Linked DNA regions of Mus musculus: region 2 is linked to region 1. A link is a loop called in an ENCODE intact Hi-C map of the cell type or tissue named here. Cell type or tissue: heart. All regions are shown on one strand.

Region 1 (8,000 bases):
CCTGGTGCTAGCTTTCATAAGGCTCAAAGGAGTAGCACAAATTGTGAATAAGGTGTGAAATCCTTACCTGTCATTAGCTGACCCTTGGCAGGGCTGTTTTATCTTTATTGTAAATATTACCTGGTTCTTTCAAGTCCTTTTCAAGTCATTCCTCTGTTTTGTGTCAGATACTTCAATGTACTTTGCCTGCTGTGACATCCTACCCCTTTGTTTTCTGTATTATATAAGACTGGTGTTCACTTTGTGACAACACACTCTCTCATGTCATCTCTGTTTGTCACCCTCCGATTCTATGCCCATCTGGTCGAGGCCTTGATTCGCACGGATTGAGGAGGACCCACTGAGTCCCGTCTGTGGCAGAGTCCCGTCTGTGGCAGAGTCCCTGTCATCTGAGGGGAGAGTGAGAGGATTATAGAAAAGGAAGACTCAGAGACAAGGGTTAGAGATCGGGAGGGCTGCAGGTCTATACTGTGCCAGCCCCAAATGTGTTTCTCATAACCTTTACATACTTTATAGTATTGTGGGAAACAAAGTCACAAGCCAGCATAGACAATGGCTGATGTACACTAGATATTTATACCCATCCAGAGGCCTCCTTGTTCTTTCCTCCAAGATTAGCAGGACATCCAGCCCCTCGCCTTGAGTTTCAAGTATATCCCCTTATCATTTCATTCATCAACAGGCCAGGAAATCTGCCAGCCGACCCTGGCCTGCCTTGACCCTGCCTGATAGAAGCAGGCAAAATGGCTCCCGACAGGTAGAGCGGGCACGTCATGAGAGCAGAACTGGTCCCGCCCCTCACCAGCTGCAGCACTCAGGAGTAGGCCCTGCATCTTGCCTGGACAGCACAATAGAACTGACCCTAGTGTCGGGAGAATGGGCAAACTGGTCTGTGGGCCTGAGCATGGGAGAGGCAGTCCTGCCTCTTGTCTGCTGTGTGGTCCCTTCCCCTCCTTTTTGCCCTCACCACCTATGGCAGGTAGGAAAGCTATCCAAGGATCTTGAGAGTGGAAGAACTAGCCTTGTCCCTTCCTGGCTTCAGCACCCAGGAGAGCTGGTCCTGCACCTTGCCTGGACAACAGGATAAAACTGGTTCTGGTTGTGGAGGCTACTTGTGAGTCAACCCCAAAGGCTTGAGAGTGTGAGCAGGCTGACCAGCTCAGATACCTCTCAGGCCCAGATCCAGGGCTTTGAATCAGCGCACCCCAACACCTACCCCATCGATGAGCTGCTGGAGTGCATCAATATGCAAAGATTTTTATGGAGACCAATATGGGAATTTTTAAAATAAAACTAGAACTACCCCGTGATCCAACTATAGCAGTCTTAGACACATGTCCTAAAGAATCTAACTCAGCACACCCAGAGCTGCTTATACATCCACATTTACTGTTGCTCTATTTACAATAGCTGGAAAAAGCCTAGATGCCTATCAATGAGTGAATGAGTGAATAAAATGTACATACATCAGATGGAAATGTATTCAGTCTTTAAGATAAATGGAATTGTGAATTTTGCAGGGAAAGATATACAGGGGAAACAGCACGGACATAGTTAAGGGAGTGTCTACCTGGGGTACTGCCCTTGGGAATACATCGAGCCCCAGACCCCTCTGCTCTCTTCCCTTCTCCCCCCCTCCCCCACATCCTTCCCTCTCCCCTGACATTTGGCCACCACAAGATGAGCCGCTCTCCTCTACCACTCTGTCCCACCACAGTGTTTCAGCCTCATCACAAACTGCAATGTGACAGAGCAAATCAGCCATGAAAGATGTCCCAGAGACTGTTCCTCTGCCCAGCTGAATCTCTCACAGCAACAGAAACTTGTGTAACGTACGTGGGATTAATATGTATGGCGGAATATATGTTTATAATGCAGAGACCGCCAGAGTGGCAGCATGTTCCTCTTATCTAGTTTGAAAAGCTGGTGAAGGGAGAGTGGCAGGGAGGTGGACCAGTTGTTAAGATCACTTGCCGCTCTTGAACAGGACCTAGGGTCAGTTCCCAGCATGCACATCATGGCTTACAACCATCTGTTCTGTAACTCCAGTTCCAGGGATCCAGTGCCCTCTTCCTCTACCAGCACCAGGTATGCATGTGGTACAATACATACATGCAGGCAAAACATGCATGCATAACATTTCCCAAAAAAAGAAAAAAGGTTTTAAGAGGAAGAGAGGGAAGTTATCTACCTTGGAAGATACACAATTGGTTTGTCCTGAAGACCAGAAAGGCTGGCATGTTGGGAATAAAAACAGGTACCGTGTTAGTTACTTTCCTTATTGTATGACCAGATGTCTGACAAAACCATGCTATGGGAGGAGACATTTATTTTGGCTCACAGTTTGAAGGGATGCAGTCTGTCATGGCAAGGAAGGCATGGTGTCTGCAGTGGTTAGCCAGACACCGGCAGCTTCTCATGATAAGAGCAAGGGACCCTAAATAGTCACCACCTTTAAGGTTTTCCCCAGTCATTAACTTCTGCTACTAGGCCACACAGCCCAAACACTCTATGAAATGTCACAGAACCAAAACAATGCCAACAAACTGGGGATGAAGTCTTCAGACACATAAGCCTGTAGGGAGTATTTCACATCCCCATATATCATGCTGGGGATAAAATAGCACACTCAATATCTAACACAAATGACCAAACTTATATTAATAAATTTATTTTAATAAGTAAATATAAATTTATTTTAATAAATCTACTTTTCAAATGCCTTTTATGACTGTTCTGTGTCCATGGCCCCCTTCCCATCCACTAGGATTTGTTTTCTCTCCTGTTTTGCATGCATCTATCTGTGTGTTAACTATATGGCTATCTGCTGGTCTCCCCGCCCACATGCATGGAAGTCTGCATTAAAGTCAACTGCAGAAAGTAAACACATTGTATTTTTCCTCCCCTATAAGGGATGAGAGAATCAGAAAAACAGGTTATCATGAATGGTTCTATTTGAATGTTTACAGTTGCTTTATGCACTTATTTATAAATGAGTGTGTGGTAGGGTGACAGTTTGCAGAAGTCGGTTCTCTTCTTCCAGCGTGTGTGTTCTGGCGATGAATCCCAGGTCGTCGTGCTTGACAGCAAGTCCCTCTACTCTTTAAGACATTTTGCCAAACCCTAACTGGAAAGTTTTTAAAGAAGCCTTTTAGCTGAGTAACAGAAATGCATCATTATAAATCAAGCAATAATAACGGTGCATTTATATTTGTGAATCACAAACTGAAAAGGAGGACAAACCTGATTCAGGAACAGCTATGTTGAGTATCAATAACCACGCTCCACGTGGATTTTGGATTTACTGTCTGCTCCCAACATTACCCTTTCCCAAGCTGCCTAAAATGTTGTGTTCCTTTGCCAACGGTACAATGTTCACCTCTGCCAGTAGATGGCGCAGGAAAGACATCCAAAGGGAGGGGCTCCACCTTCCTCGCTGGCCAAAAGGCTACTAAGCAGGAGTATAGCTTCACAACACAGGCTTTCACACCCGCGCGCGCACGCGCGCACAAACACAGACCTCTGGGATGAGAAGGTTATTTTTAATGCCACTGGAATGTCAGCATTAGGAGATAGGAACACTCCTCTACAGAGCATATTTTACAACTGGGACATTCCCCAAGTGGTGCCAACACAGCTTGTCAGAACAGAGAGACAGAGAGGGACTATTCAGAAATGACGCCCGCCCGGCTTTAAATCCAGCATGCGCCCATCAGCAGATGAGCACAAGGGACTCGCTAGCCCCTGGTCCACTGCTGCCACCCACTCCTTAAAAAAAAAAAAAAATGTGATTTTTTTTTTTTTGGCTAAGGAGGAATTCATGCATTAGAGTAAAAAAAATGAACTTTGGTTCTGTGACATTTCATAGAGTGTTTGGGCTGTGTAGCCTAGTAGCAGAAGCTAATGACTGGGGAAAACCTTAAAGGTGGTGACTATTTAGGGTCCCTTGCTCTTATCATGAGAAGCTGCCAGTGTCTGGCTAACCACTGCAGACACCATGCCTTCCTTGCCATGACAGACTGCATCCCTTCAAACTGTGAGCCAAAATAAATGTCTCCTCCCTTAGCATGGTTTTGTCAGAATATAAGAATTGCAACAGTGCAGAGTTACGTATGGTTCAACTCCTCCCCCTCCTAACCCCACACGCACGGTTATCACCCTCTGATCTGTACGTATTTCAGCATATGTACACATTAAGTGACCTGGTTTGTCGAGCATGTCAGAAAGGCTGGTGATCTGCTTGACCTGAGAAGCCTTCGGTTCGGTCCGGTTCGGTTCTCACCTCCACCATTCCTCCCCCAAGCTTCAAAGCTAAACATCGTAATTGGTTCCTGCTTTAGGCCTTTAAAAAGGAGAGGGGTGAGGAGCAACATTTCAAAGCCAGGCAGGGCTGTATATCAAGCCCTGTCCAAAAGCAGCAGTATCAGTTGTCTACCTAACTTCTATTGAGAAATGTTCTATAAGATTTCACAGAGGTTTCCCTCACTCTTACCAGCTTATACACCTTTCCATATTCTTCCACCCCATCCCATATCATCAAACACATTTGTCCCGAATTGCGATGCAGTTGGCACATCTCCAGGGTTCTGTTATTACAAAATATGTTTTGCAATAATCTTGAGTACGATAACTGTTCTATTATCTGAAGGAATTGTGGGCTTTTTTTTTTTTAGGCTAAGGAGGGATTCATGCATTAGAGTAAAAAATGAACTTTGCTAAATATTGCCAAATTTTCTTGTTGGAAGTGCTGCAGCATTTTGTGTTATGAAAATCACCATTTTAGCATGGTACTGGAACAAAAGCAGAGAGGTAGACCAATAAGCTAGAAAACCTATAAATAAGCCCACTTAGCTGCAGACTCCTGCGCCTACACAATGGGCCCAGAACATGTTGGAGAAAAGAGAGTCCCTCTAACAGACAGTGGTGGGTAAGCTGGACAGCCAGATGCATAATATTGAAATTAGATTCCTATCTCTTTCCCTGTATGGAAATAATTCAATAGATTAGAAACCTTTAAGACCTTGAAACCACTAGAGGAACATATATGGGAAGCATTCCATACATAGTGATTTTTAAAATAGGACTTCAATTCACTCAAGAATTAATTTCAAATATTAGCAAATGAGGTCACATGAAATAAAACAGCTTCTATGGAACAATCACCGTAATGCTGAGCCCAAGAATGGGGGACATAAATCTTTGCGAGATATTTAGATCACACGGAATTAGTATTCAGAATGTATATTTTTTAAACTGGAAAAAATAAAGCACCCACACACAAACAGCCAAATCAATAAATGAACAAAGTAATAGAACAGGCGATTCTCAGAACAAGCCAAAATGCCCAGCAAGTAATCCCTAAATAAAAGGTCAACACTTTAGCCATCAGGAAAATGAAAACTAAAATTACATCAAGATTCCACTGGGCCAGTGAAATGGCTGAGCGGCTAAAGTGCCACACAAACATAGGGAACTTAGTTTGCCTTCATATAACCCATGTGATGTGCACATCTGTCATTCCAGCATTACTAAGGCAAGATGTGAGGCAAAGACAGAGTCGCAGGAGCTCTCAGGCAGCTGGCCTGGCTCACACATTAGTGGTCAAGAGTAGTGGCTCGAGGTGAGGACTGACACTCAAGGTTGTGCGCTTTGGGTTCCAGTCTGGGAGGTTATCACCAACATCAACTGGGCTGGAGAAATGGCTCCGAAGTTAAGAGAGTATGCTGCTCTTTCAGTGGACCAAAGTTCAGTTTCCAAGACTGGCAGCTCACAACCCCTTGTAATGGCAGCTGCAGGGACTCTGATGCCCTCTGGGGATGCTGAACTCGTGCAAACACCCCCCCAACATACACACATATCCATCGAATTAAAAAAGAAGGTGTTTTTAATGAGATAACAATGACAGCAGATGCAAGTGAGGGGGTGGGAAAGGAGCCTTTCACGCCGTTGGTGGGAACCTAAACTGCTCAAGCAGCTACTCCACATACTAACAAGTTATGAAATTAAAACCCTACACCTATGACAAGTTCAAAGAAAACCTCTGTTTTCCCACACTCTAAAGGAAGAAAGTGTGATGCTTTTGGACGTTTGCTAATCTGTAATGCACATGCGGTATATGTTTCCAGAAGTAGAGAATGTCTGTAATGACTGATAACAGATTAAGTGCACACATGTAAATGTTTGGGTGTGAAGATACACATATGTGCACGTGAACATAAACTCCAGAGACCACTCTGGCTGTCACATTCTTCACAGTTTTCAGGCATCTTTGTGTGTGTGTGTGTGTGTGTGTGTGTGTGTGTGTGTGTGTGTGTGTGTCTGTTTTGCTTGTTTGTTTGGTTTGCTGGTTGGTTTTCTTTTATTTTGTTAAGACAGGCTTTCTCTCTGTGTAGCCTTCTTTGGCTGTACTGGAACTCACTCTGTAGGCTAGGCTATCCTCAAACTCACAGAGATCTGCCTCTGCCTCTGCCTCTGCCTCTGCCTCTGCCTCTGCCTCTGCCTCTGCCTCTGCCTCTGCCTCTGCCTCTGCCTCTGCCTCTGCCTCTGCCTCTGCCTCTGCCTCTGCCTCTGCCTCTGCCTCTGCCTCTGCCTCTGCCTCTGCCTCTGCCTCTGCCTCTGCCTCTGCCTCTGCCTCTGCCTCTGCCTCTCCCCATTTCCCTCTCCTAGGATCAAAGGCAAGAACCACCACTGCCTGACTTAAATAGAGTCTTTTACTGGCTGGAAATTTGCCAAGTAGGCAAGGCTAGCCAGCCAGGGAGCCCCAGGGAGCCATCAGCCTCTGTCTTCGCCCCCCCCCCCCGACAATAATAGCTGAAAGTTTTTTTAAAGTGGAAATCATTCAGTCTGGGATGGACATGCTCAGATCTTTGGAGCATTCCTGAAATGCTTATTGGAGTCCTGACACTGTCACCCTGTCACTAAGGTCCTGTGGCCAGTGGATGTCACTCTAGGACTACTTTCTCGGCTACAGTCCTCTAGGTTGGCTTGTTTTAGGATAACCGTTGTCTTTGAAAACCCACACATTCAACAAGGGATGGGTGGCAGAGGGGAAAATATGTAATCCTATTTTAGTTTTAAAGTCTTTAAATAAAATGCACATGCTCAGTAGAAGAACAAGGCAGGACCTCCCAAGGGTTGAGCGTATCTTGAGATGCTCAGGGCTCCCATGCTTCAGGAGGGAGCCTGGTTGAGCATGGCCTCACCAAGGGTGTGGTAGCCTTGCCTTAATAACTCAAATTATCTAAATCAAGAGCAAATTCTGTGGTGGGGTGACTAAAACCATAATCATGTGATTTCAACATCTGTAATACTAACAGCTTGGCATTTCTGTCTTTGGATGAAAGATCCATATAAGCACAGAGAGAGATCTCTCTGCTGTCTTTACCTCCGCGAACCACTCTCCACCATCTTAGAGAATGTCAGTGCTATTACAGGGGCTTGCAGTCCTTCTCCTAACAGAACCTTACAACAACAAACAACAAACAAACAAAACTGGTCTTTGACCAGATTTCTAAAGCACTATTGATTAAAGGAGAAAGGTGGCCATGGGACTTGCAGAATGGATCAGGGAGAGAGGGCACTTGCCACCAAATCTGAGTTCCATCCCCAGAAGAAAACCAACTCCCACAAATTGCATGATTTCCCCTCCCACCAGAACACAGCCATAGCTGTCCTGGAACTCACCTTATAGACTAAGCTGGCCTCAAACTCGCCGAGATCTGCCTGCCTTTGCCTCCTTAGTGCTGTTAAGAACAAACCTCCCTACCCAGCCTGAGTCGGTTACTGTGTATAGGAAGAGAATCTGAGCTTAATATTGTGGCACTGTATGTTCAGTTTACCCAGAACAATTTGTTGAAAAGTCTGCTTTCTCCCATTGGTGTTGTTGAGGTGCACTTGTCAAAATTCAGTAAACTACAAATAGCACGGTTTATTTCTTGTCTGTCAATCTCATTAATAGGCATTTCTACTATTTTAACAATCTTACACTGTTTTGTAATAAA
Region 2 (8,000 bases), 54 kb after region 1:
TTCAGCTCAACCTAAGTATCTGGGCTCCAAGCAGGGGCTCCAGGCTCTGGATAACCTGGGGGTGCTATCTCAGGTCAAAAGACCAACATTGTAAGCCCACTCACTTCCATGATCCAAAAGCAACCACTGTTTCTGGTTGGTTCTTCCAGAGGTATTCGGTACATTCATAACTATGTAGCAGGCACTGGGAAGTCTTGACAGGCGATATGGCTAGGGACACTTTTGAATTCAAAGTGAATTGTGAACGTCAAAAAAGAATCTGCATGTACATGTTAACAGCTTAGTACATGCACACTGTGAACCAGTTTACTTGTCCCGAGTTCAGCCCTAGACAAATGGAGGGTTGACTCCAGAAGACACCAACTACACTGCATATTCCAGGAAAGTTCCTGAGCCTAGATGTTTACAGAATGAGAGAAGCTTTCAGGGAAGATGATGGGGGGGGGGGGGGGGGCAGGCATCTCTAATCTCAAAGATGTGACTGTCCCTGTGAGCAGAGGGGCATGGCAGCTCCAGGATAATTGTCTGCCTTGTTCTCCTCCTCCTGGCTCGGTGAGATGGAAGGCAGCTTTTCCTAAGGATGTCTATCCACTGCCTTCTCTGGTTGCCTGCCTTTCTATACAAAGTGCAACATAATATTCAACCCATCTCTGCTCATTGGCATTTGTGGCAGGAGTGGGAACAGGTATCCTGGCCTCTTATGTACACTAGGAAGCACATGTTTTCTGACAGCTGATGTCCACTTTGCTTCCTAAGTGACCATATGGGTACTGACCATGGTTAGTCCAGGGGCAGGGTGAGAGAGGGAAAGAAAATGGAAACAAAGGATATGTGGGCCTTTTTGAAATACTCCACCTACCCCAATGATTCTGCTGTCCCCTCTTGATATGACTGCCAGCCCTGACCTGGGTTAAGTCACCATCTTAAGGCTTCTGGCTCCCTCCTCAATTTTCTGCAGAGCATGCTATTGCAAACAGCACAGGACACGTTCCCTTGGCTCATCGACTGTAGGTGTGCTCCAGATGTTTATCTGGTTGCTCATCCTCATCTCCCCATGACCCAGGTGTTTCGTAAATCTGCAGAAGGAAAGACAGTCCACAGATGGGCAACAGGGGGGAGTATCGTTTAGACAGTTTCTCTTTGTCCACAGGCCTATGGCTTGGTGATCATAGGATGGCTCCTTCCAGAATCCCGTCTTTGAGCACTGGAGTCTAAGGCAGATGGCAGGCAGTAGGCTGCAGGCTGGGATGGCAGGAAAGATACCCAGCCAACTGCTCCCTTTGTTCCACAGGTGTCTCCCAGCTTCACAAGCAGTAGTTAACAAATGGGTCTCAATCATTCTTTGGTCCTTCAGGATAGCGACTGCTGCTGATGAGGTGGGCTAGACCCCTGGGTATCTCCGGTTGTTCTGTCTCTCTTACATTTCATTTCATTTATTATTTAATTTGTTATGTTGTACGTAGGTAGGTGGGTGGGTGGTGGTCGTAGGACAACTTGCTTGAGTATGTTCTCTCTGTTCACTACATTGGTCCTGGCAAGACTCCAGTCATCGGGCTTGGTGGCTAGCACCTTTACTCACTGAGCCACCTCACAGGTCCCTAAAGGGCTTTCTCTTACCTGTGGTTTAGAAAATAGTAGCCACCTCTTGCCTTCAGTGACGCGTTGATTCCACACCTCACGCCACTGGAATCTGGCTTCAACCCAAGGCCCCTCTCCAGTATTAATTAATTTACTTGATTCTCAAAACCTCTGTCCGGTCGCCCACCGCCCCTCCTCCCTACCTGGCCTGCAGGTGCTCACTACCTGCTCCCGCCCTCTGCACACTTTCCCTGTTTCCAGCTGCCTCTTCTCAAATTCCCCATCAAGGCCAAGGCCACTGGTCCCTGTCACCACCCGTCTCCTCTTTCACCTCAACTAACCTTTGGAGTGGGTTCTAAGACCTGAGGGTTGTGAAATTGCAGCAGCCGCAGGCGACAAGCTAAGTTCCCAGAGTTGGAGTCGGAGTGTGCCCTCAAGGAGGCGCCCCACTGTCCCATGTCCCCTCTCACCGCGTCATGGGGACATGGGACATGACCCGCTCTCCCGGAGGCGCCTTCTGGTCCTTCTGCTTGGACAGGGAGGCGAGGAAGGGCGGCGACCCGGGGGCGGAGGGGAGTGGCCGCCGTGGCCTATTTCCGTGAGCACTGCGAACCGGGTCCAGGGAGCTCAGCGCCAGCTTTCCCCATCCACGCAGCCCCGTGGGCCCCTGCCGCCCGTGTCCATGCAGCCCCGTCAACCCCCGATGCCAGCGCTGTTGCTGAGCCTCTGGCTGCTGCCGAGCCTCGCACTGGCCGCTGCTGTCACTGAGCCCGCGGACCTGGAATACACCGAAGTCCCCCGGCAGCCCGCGGCCGTGGGGCTGCCACGCGGGATCCTGCAGCTGGCGGCGCGCGCTGCGCTGCACTTCTTCAACTTCCGCGCGGGCTCGCCCAGCGCGCTACGGGTGCTGGCCACCGTGCAGGAGGGCCGCGCGTGGGTGAGTGAGCCGCGACGCGGCGGGACACGCTCGGGGACCGCAGCGTTCCCAGCCTGAGCTTGTGTCGCGCGAGAGGCGCGGAGCCCTCCAACGCTGCCTCTGCCTTTCCGGTATTTCTGAGGCCAGAAATACTTAGCGTGTTTGAGAACCTAAGAAAAAAGGTCCCATGAATAACAGCCCCTGGTCGGGGTACCCAGTGTGGGTGTTGGCATGCGCACTGTGTACCCAGTCTACTCATGGCTTAGACTCTATGGCTCCTACCAAAGTAGGGGAGGTGTGTGTGTACAAAAGCTAAGCCAGCTCTCTACATCGCAGACACGTTTCTAGAGTTTCGTTGTTCATGGCAGGCCACCAGTGCAAGGCTTCGGGATAAAGTGGTAAAGGTTACTCAGGGGTCTGACCAGGGACCATTCAGTTCTGGTATCTTCTTAATCTAACTAGGGAGTGACAGGGCCGCCGTCTTCTGCATAACTGAAAGGGCGATCGAAACTTTTCAGCTCCTAGATCGCTTGCTGATTTCCGGACAGTGGCTGTAGATGTGTTGCTCTCTTCATTAAACAGATTTTTAAAGTTACACAACTGCGGAATCCCGAGGCAATGAGGCTCCCGGGGTGTTCCACAAAGCCACAGATCCGCAGCCTTGCATCTTCTGTAGAGTGGAGCATAAGATTTAAATTGGTGTGATGATAAAGACCATCCTCCGTGTAGCATCAGATGATGTGAATCACCTTCGTAACTCTCAGCCTTATTTCCTTATTTCTAGAAAAAGGCAAACTACTGTGAGTGTTAAATAAACAGCAACAGCAAAACAATCTTTACTGTCTCAGGGACAGTCTCTACTCCAGGCTCCATCCAGCCTTTACTAGTTCACCGGAGAAATGAAGTCACAACTTAAGATCTTGTCCTCTTCTTTGAGGAAAGAGGAGCCCTGATGACAACCTCCCTCGTTATTGGGGGGTGGGGGGGGGGAGAATTCTCTATTAAAACAAACAGACAAACAAACAAACAAACCCAGACGGACAAAGTTCACCAATTTTCAAATACCAGGGATTATTTTCTTTCAATCCAATATGATTTTTAAAAAAATCATAAAATAGAACTAGTGAGACAGTCGTTGGGTAAAGGTGCCTGCTGGCAAGCTTGTGAGTTTGATCCTCTGACCAGGAGGTGGATGAAGAGACCTGACTCCCCCAAGTTGTCCTTTGACTTCCACGTGCCTGCTACAGCATGCATGCACACACATAATAAATGTCATTTTTTTTTAAACTCCTAAAATACCTAGCATTTCTGGGCTTTTTCAGCTACCCCTTGGCATCCTTACAAAAGCAGCTAGCTCTCAACATCTGAAGGAGAGCTCACTCCTTTCGTGTCAGCAGGAGCTTGGGTGCTGTTCAGCATCTGTAGTGGTCACTTCAAGGTGACCCTAGCTCATCCCAAATGGTGGTGTATGCGCGTGAACACAGATAAACTTGGAACTCAAGGCTATGAGAAACAATGTTACATTTCCCCTTAACCTCGCTGATAATTTAACACTTATGTGACTGCAGGAGCCAAGGAAAAGAGGCCAGTGTGCCAGGAATCAAGTTCTTCCACAAATCCAGTGAAATTGTTTTCCTTCAAAGGTTACTAAAACTCCACCCTTAAAGACGATCAAGCAGGCCAGTGTTGAAGTGATAGACATCTGGCAAGGGCCTGCAAGGCTCTGTGAGAATGGAGAAACCAGGACTGGCTTCCTGGAATCTGAAGCAGGTGCTGCTGTTTCCTTTTTTTGTTTTGTTTTGTTTTGGTGTGTGTGTGTGTGTGTGTGTGTGTGTGTGTGTGTGTGTGTGTGTGTGTGTGTGTATTGTGTCTATACCCCAGGCACCTGTCCTACCACTGAGCTATATTCTTAGTTCTATGTAATGAAATAATGTGGGCTATAGACTATGTATTCACATGATAAAAGCAGAGAGTCGTGTTTCAGAAACATGTGCATAAACTCGGTCGTGATGAGGGACGCAGTTCTTGCTGTATATTTCGTCTTAAAACAAAACAAAACAAAACAAACAAAGCATGAAAGCCAGGCACCCAAATGACTCCAGCTCTAAGATTCCCTCGATTCTCTTTTTAGTGCTTCAGAGTCCTCATTCTAGAAACACTGTTGCCCTCTGGTGGTCAGATGCAGCCATCACTGCAGATTATGGTGTAAGAAAGAGCAAGGACCTGGTCTCAGTTCCTAATTGCAGAGGAGACTTTACAGCTGCCTGTGTTCTCTGCTATCCCTGCCTGCCTGATGTCACCTTGCTCCTGGCCATACACTACCTATTCATAATCAAAATTTTCAACTTTCCTGCTACCACACAGCACAGCCTCAGGACCACAGTGGGTGTGGGGAAGATTCCAGGCAGTAGTGGAAGTTCTTAGGTACTGGTTGTCCTGGATCAGGCCCAGGGTGCTTTTTCCATTACTAGAAATATTGCTTTCACTGAAATTTGGGGGATTTGAGCACAGTCTCCTGGGCATATACTTCCTAAGAAAGTCAACTCATTCTGGGATCAGCTGATTTGGGGGAATTGACAAACACCCATTTCTTATCCCAGACCAGACACAATGCAAACAGACAGGCAAGGTGTAGTGGGAGAAGGGCAATAAAAACCAGTGAGTATAAATGGGTCCTTTTATATTTATGGAGGGTCCTTTAACTAGAACTCCATGGGGTTTTCCTAGCAAGCAAGCATGTCCATAGCACATCATTTCAGTGTCAGTTATGGTTCCCTGCCAGCGGGGTGTGTGCTTGCAGAGGGTGGGATGCCCAACCCTCCAGCCTCCCTTTCCCCTTCCTCCACAATCCTGGCTCGCTCAAAACAGCAAGAGTTAAAGAGACAACTTCATCAATTCTTTCTGGAGCATTTAACTTGGATTTTGTGAGTGTGCTTGCTAGCTTGTTGTTGTTGTTGTTGTTGTTGTTGGTGGTGGTGGTGGTGGTGGTGGTGGTGGCAGTGGTTTGGTTTGCTTTTGTCATCTTTTGACCAAAAGGAAGTAAGAAGGAACCCCAACTGAGAACAATGTCTTCGTCAGATCCACCAATAGCTAAGTCTCTGGGGGTTGTTTTCTTGGTTAATGATTGATGTGGAAAGGTCCAGCCCCTGGGCAGGTGGTCTCAGGTTGTGTTTTTTTTTAAAAAAAAACAGTGGGTGCTGAGCAACCCATAGGGAGCCAGTAAAGCCCTGCGACCTTTGCTTGAGTTCCTGCCTCGGCTTCCCGCAGCGAGAGACTGCTCTGGGAAAGTGTAAACCAGAGAAATCCTTTCCTCCCCAAGTTGCTTTTGGTCATGGTCTCTAAGCAGTAGGAAGCAAATATGGCCAATGGCCTTGACACACTTGTATGCCTATTCTTCACCGCTCACCCAACATTAGATTTCTAACTAGGCAGTAAGTGAATGGCGAGTGGCTAGCCCGTAGGTATGTAGGCAAGCCATCAGGCCACCCTTGTCAGGCCAGGAGGTAGAGCAGTGGCTGTACTTCCAGGATTCAAAGTAGCATGGATCTGAAGCAGGAGCAAAATGTGTCCCCGGGGCCATACAGCGCCAAGTGCACATACTCCACTAAGAAAGAGCCTCACCACTTTTCCATCTGCGGAGCACTTTAGTCCAGTATCAGACACCTAATCACGGCTCCTCTTGAAGGCTTGCCTCCATTAATGTCAATAATTCAGGGTCAGTCTTAAGAATAGGAAAGCAGTGCATTATGTAGAACGCATTACATGGAAGCTAACACTGGGGACCTCAAGAGGCTGCGGTGCATACGCAGGAGGGAAGATAATACAAGAGGAAAGCGAAGGAGTGTTTTCTTTCACTGAAAGAAAGCTCTTTACCGCTTTTAGGACCTTCACAAGACAACAGCCAAATCAGAGGCACCCCTGTGTGGACCATGTTCACTTCAGACCTGCACCCTGCCTGGTGGGGGAGACACTGTAACACAGAGCAGAGAGGTAGCACACTCCTGCCCTGACATGACCATGCTTAGGCACAGTATAGTCTTTGCCCCATCATTCCAGCTCCCAGAGGGCAGAGTCTGGGTCTGCATTGAGTGTGGAACGTCAGCAGGGGTAAAAATTTTGCCTGGCTTTCTTTGCAATTTGCCCCCAATTTTGCCTAAGCTAACTGTACCCAGACGAGCTAGCTAGTGGGCACATCCTCAACCATTCCATAATAAGTTGGCTTTGTTTCTATGCCCCCCCTCCTGTCCACAACGCTTTAATTTGGTTTCCTACGTGTAAGACCAGGATGTTTGTATTTACGTGGTGTTGGTAGTGCTCCACATAAAACCTAGTGGGGGTGGAGTGATCGATCTACACGGGGCCCTAGAGTCTTCCTTTAAGGCTCAGAATGGTGCTACTGGAAACTGAACGCAAATACTCAATGCCTAAAAGAGTGATCTTTAATAATACACAGTTACAATGACTGCTTAGCAGTGAGTCATTCCGTGCTTAGATGTGCACACATGCAGGCAGGGCAGTGGCAGCTCACCCGGAGAATGTTTATTAAATAAGAGAGCCAAGCTGGTTAAGGCTAGTAGGCATAACAAGTGTCTAGTCTGGGTTATTTGTTATGGTTGTTCAGGGCATATCCGCCCCTAGAATCCAGTTACGAAAGAGAAGCGTGTGTGTACTTGCACAGAAGATGAATGCGAATCCACAGGCTCACCCAGCGCACGTGTCCACAGCGAAGATTACATTAGGGATCACAACTAATTTTCTCTGTTTCTTCTTACCACCATATGACAAGTTACCATAATGCTAGTGGGTTTGAAACATGAAATAGATTCACTTGTAGTTCTGGAGGTCAGAGGTTGAACATGGGTCACACTGGGCTGACAGCAAAGTGTCCCAGGGCCTCCATTGCCCTGGGAACCTAGGGGAAGCCCCATTGCCTTGCCTCTTCTTGGTGTCAACTGTGCTCTTGGTTCGTGGTTCTGTCTCTTATGCTCAAAGCCATCTGAGTCACATCTGTCTCCAAAATAAACTAGGGTAATCTTATCAATCCATATAATTAGTGAGTGACCCTGGGGAAATACCATTTCATAACAATGTCTATAGGGACATTTTTTTGCCCAAGCACACCAGTCCCGAGGCCCTTTAAAATACTTCCCGACATTACCAGGCATTATAGTTCTTGGGAACTGGCTGCCCTCGCTCCCTTTGCTTCGATCTTGAAACTGGCAGTATTTTATTGTAACCGCCTGTCTTCTGTCTAACTTCCTGGACCAGGTGCTGTTCTGACCTGACTTTTTTTTTAAATATTTTTATTGGGTATTTTCCTCATTTACATTTCCAATGCTATCCCAAAAGTCCCCCATACCCTCCCCCCTCTCCCCTACCCACCCACTCCCACTTTTTGGCCCTGGCATTCCCCTGTACTGGGGCATATAAAGTTTGCAAGTCCAATGGGCCTCTCTTTCCAGTGATAGCCGACTAGGCCATCTTTTGATACATATGCAGCTAGAGT

Evidence for each region. A loop is a pair of places that touch in the nucleus more often than their neighbours do. Peaks named below come from ENCODE experiments on the same cell type or tissue, not always from the same donor. Only the 100,000 strongest peaks of a DNase experiment are listed, where the experiment ranks them.
Region 2: it touches region 1 in a loop (6-fold over the local background); 33 of 42 quality-filtered maps call a loop at or near these places.

Annotation. Positions count from the first base shown.
Region 1 is chr3:67,563,874-67,571,873 of GRCm38, reverse strand. No RefSeq gene overlaps it. Among named protein-coding and RNA genes, the nearest start is that of Gm25919, 5.4 kb to the left of the region's middle. In heart, CTCF peaks have their summits at 3,382 (motif pointing right) and 6,937 (motif pointing right); a DNase peak (open chromatin) is centred at 3,493; H3K4me3 peaks cover 301 bases; H3K27me3 peaks cover 1,222 bases.
Region 2 is chr3:67,509,676-67,517,675 of GRCm38, reverse strand. It overlaps Rarres1 (retinoic acid receptor responder (tazarotene induced) 1), which reads left to right and starts at 2,153. Exons shown (of 6, transcript NM_001164763.1): 1 at 2,153-2,515. The coding sequence starts at 2,261. It overlaps Gm40067 (a long non-coding RNA gene), which reads right to left and starts at 2,427. Exons shown (of 3, transcript XR_001783859.2): 1 at 1,920-2,427. In heart, CTCF peaks have their summits at 2,027 (motif pointing right) and 4,667 (motif pointing left); DNase peaks (open chromatin) are centred at 2,185 and 4,665; H3K4me3 peaks cover 1,320 bases; H3K27ac peaks cover 665 bases; H3K27me3 peaks cover 2,402 bases.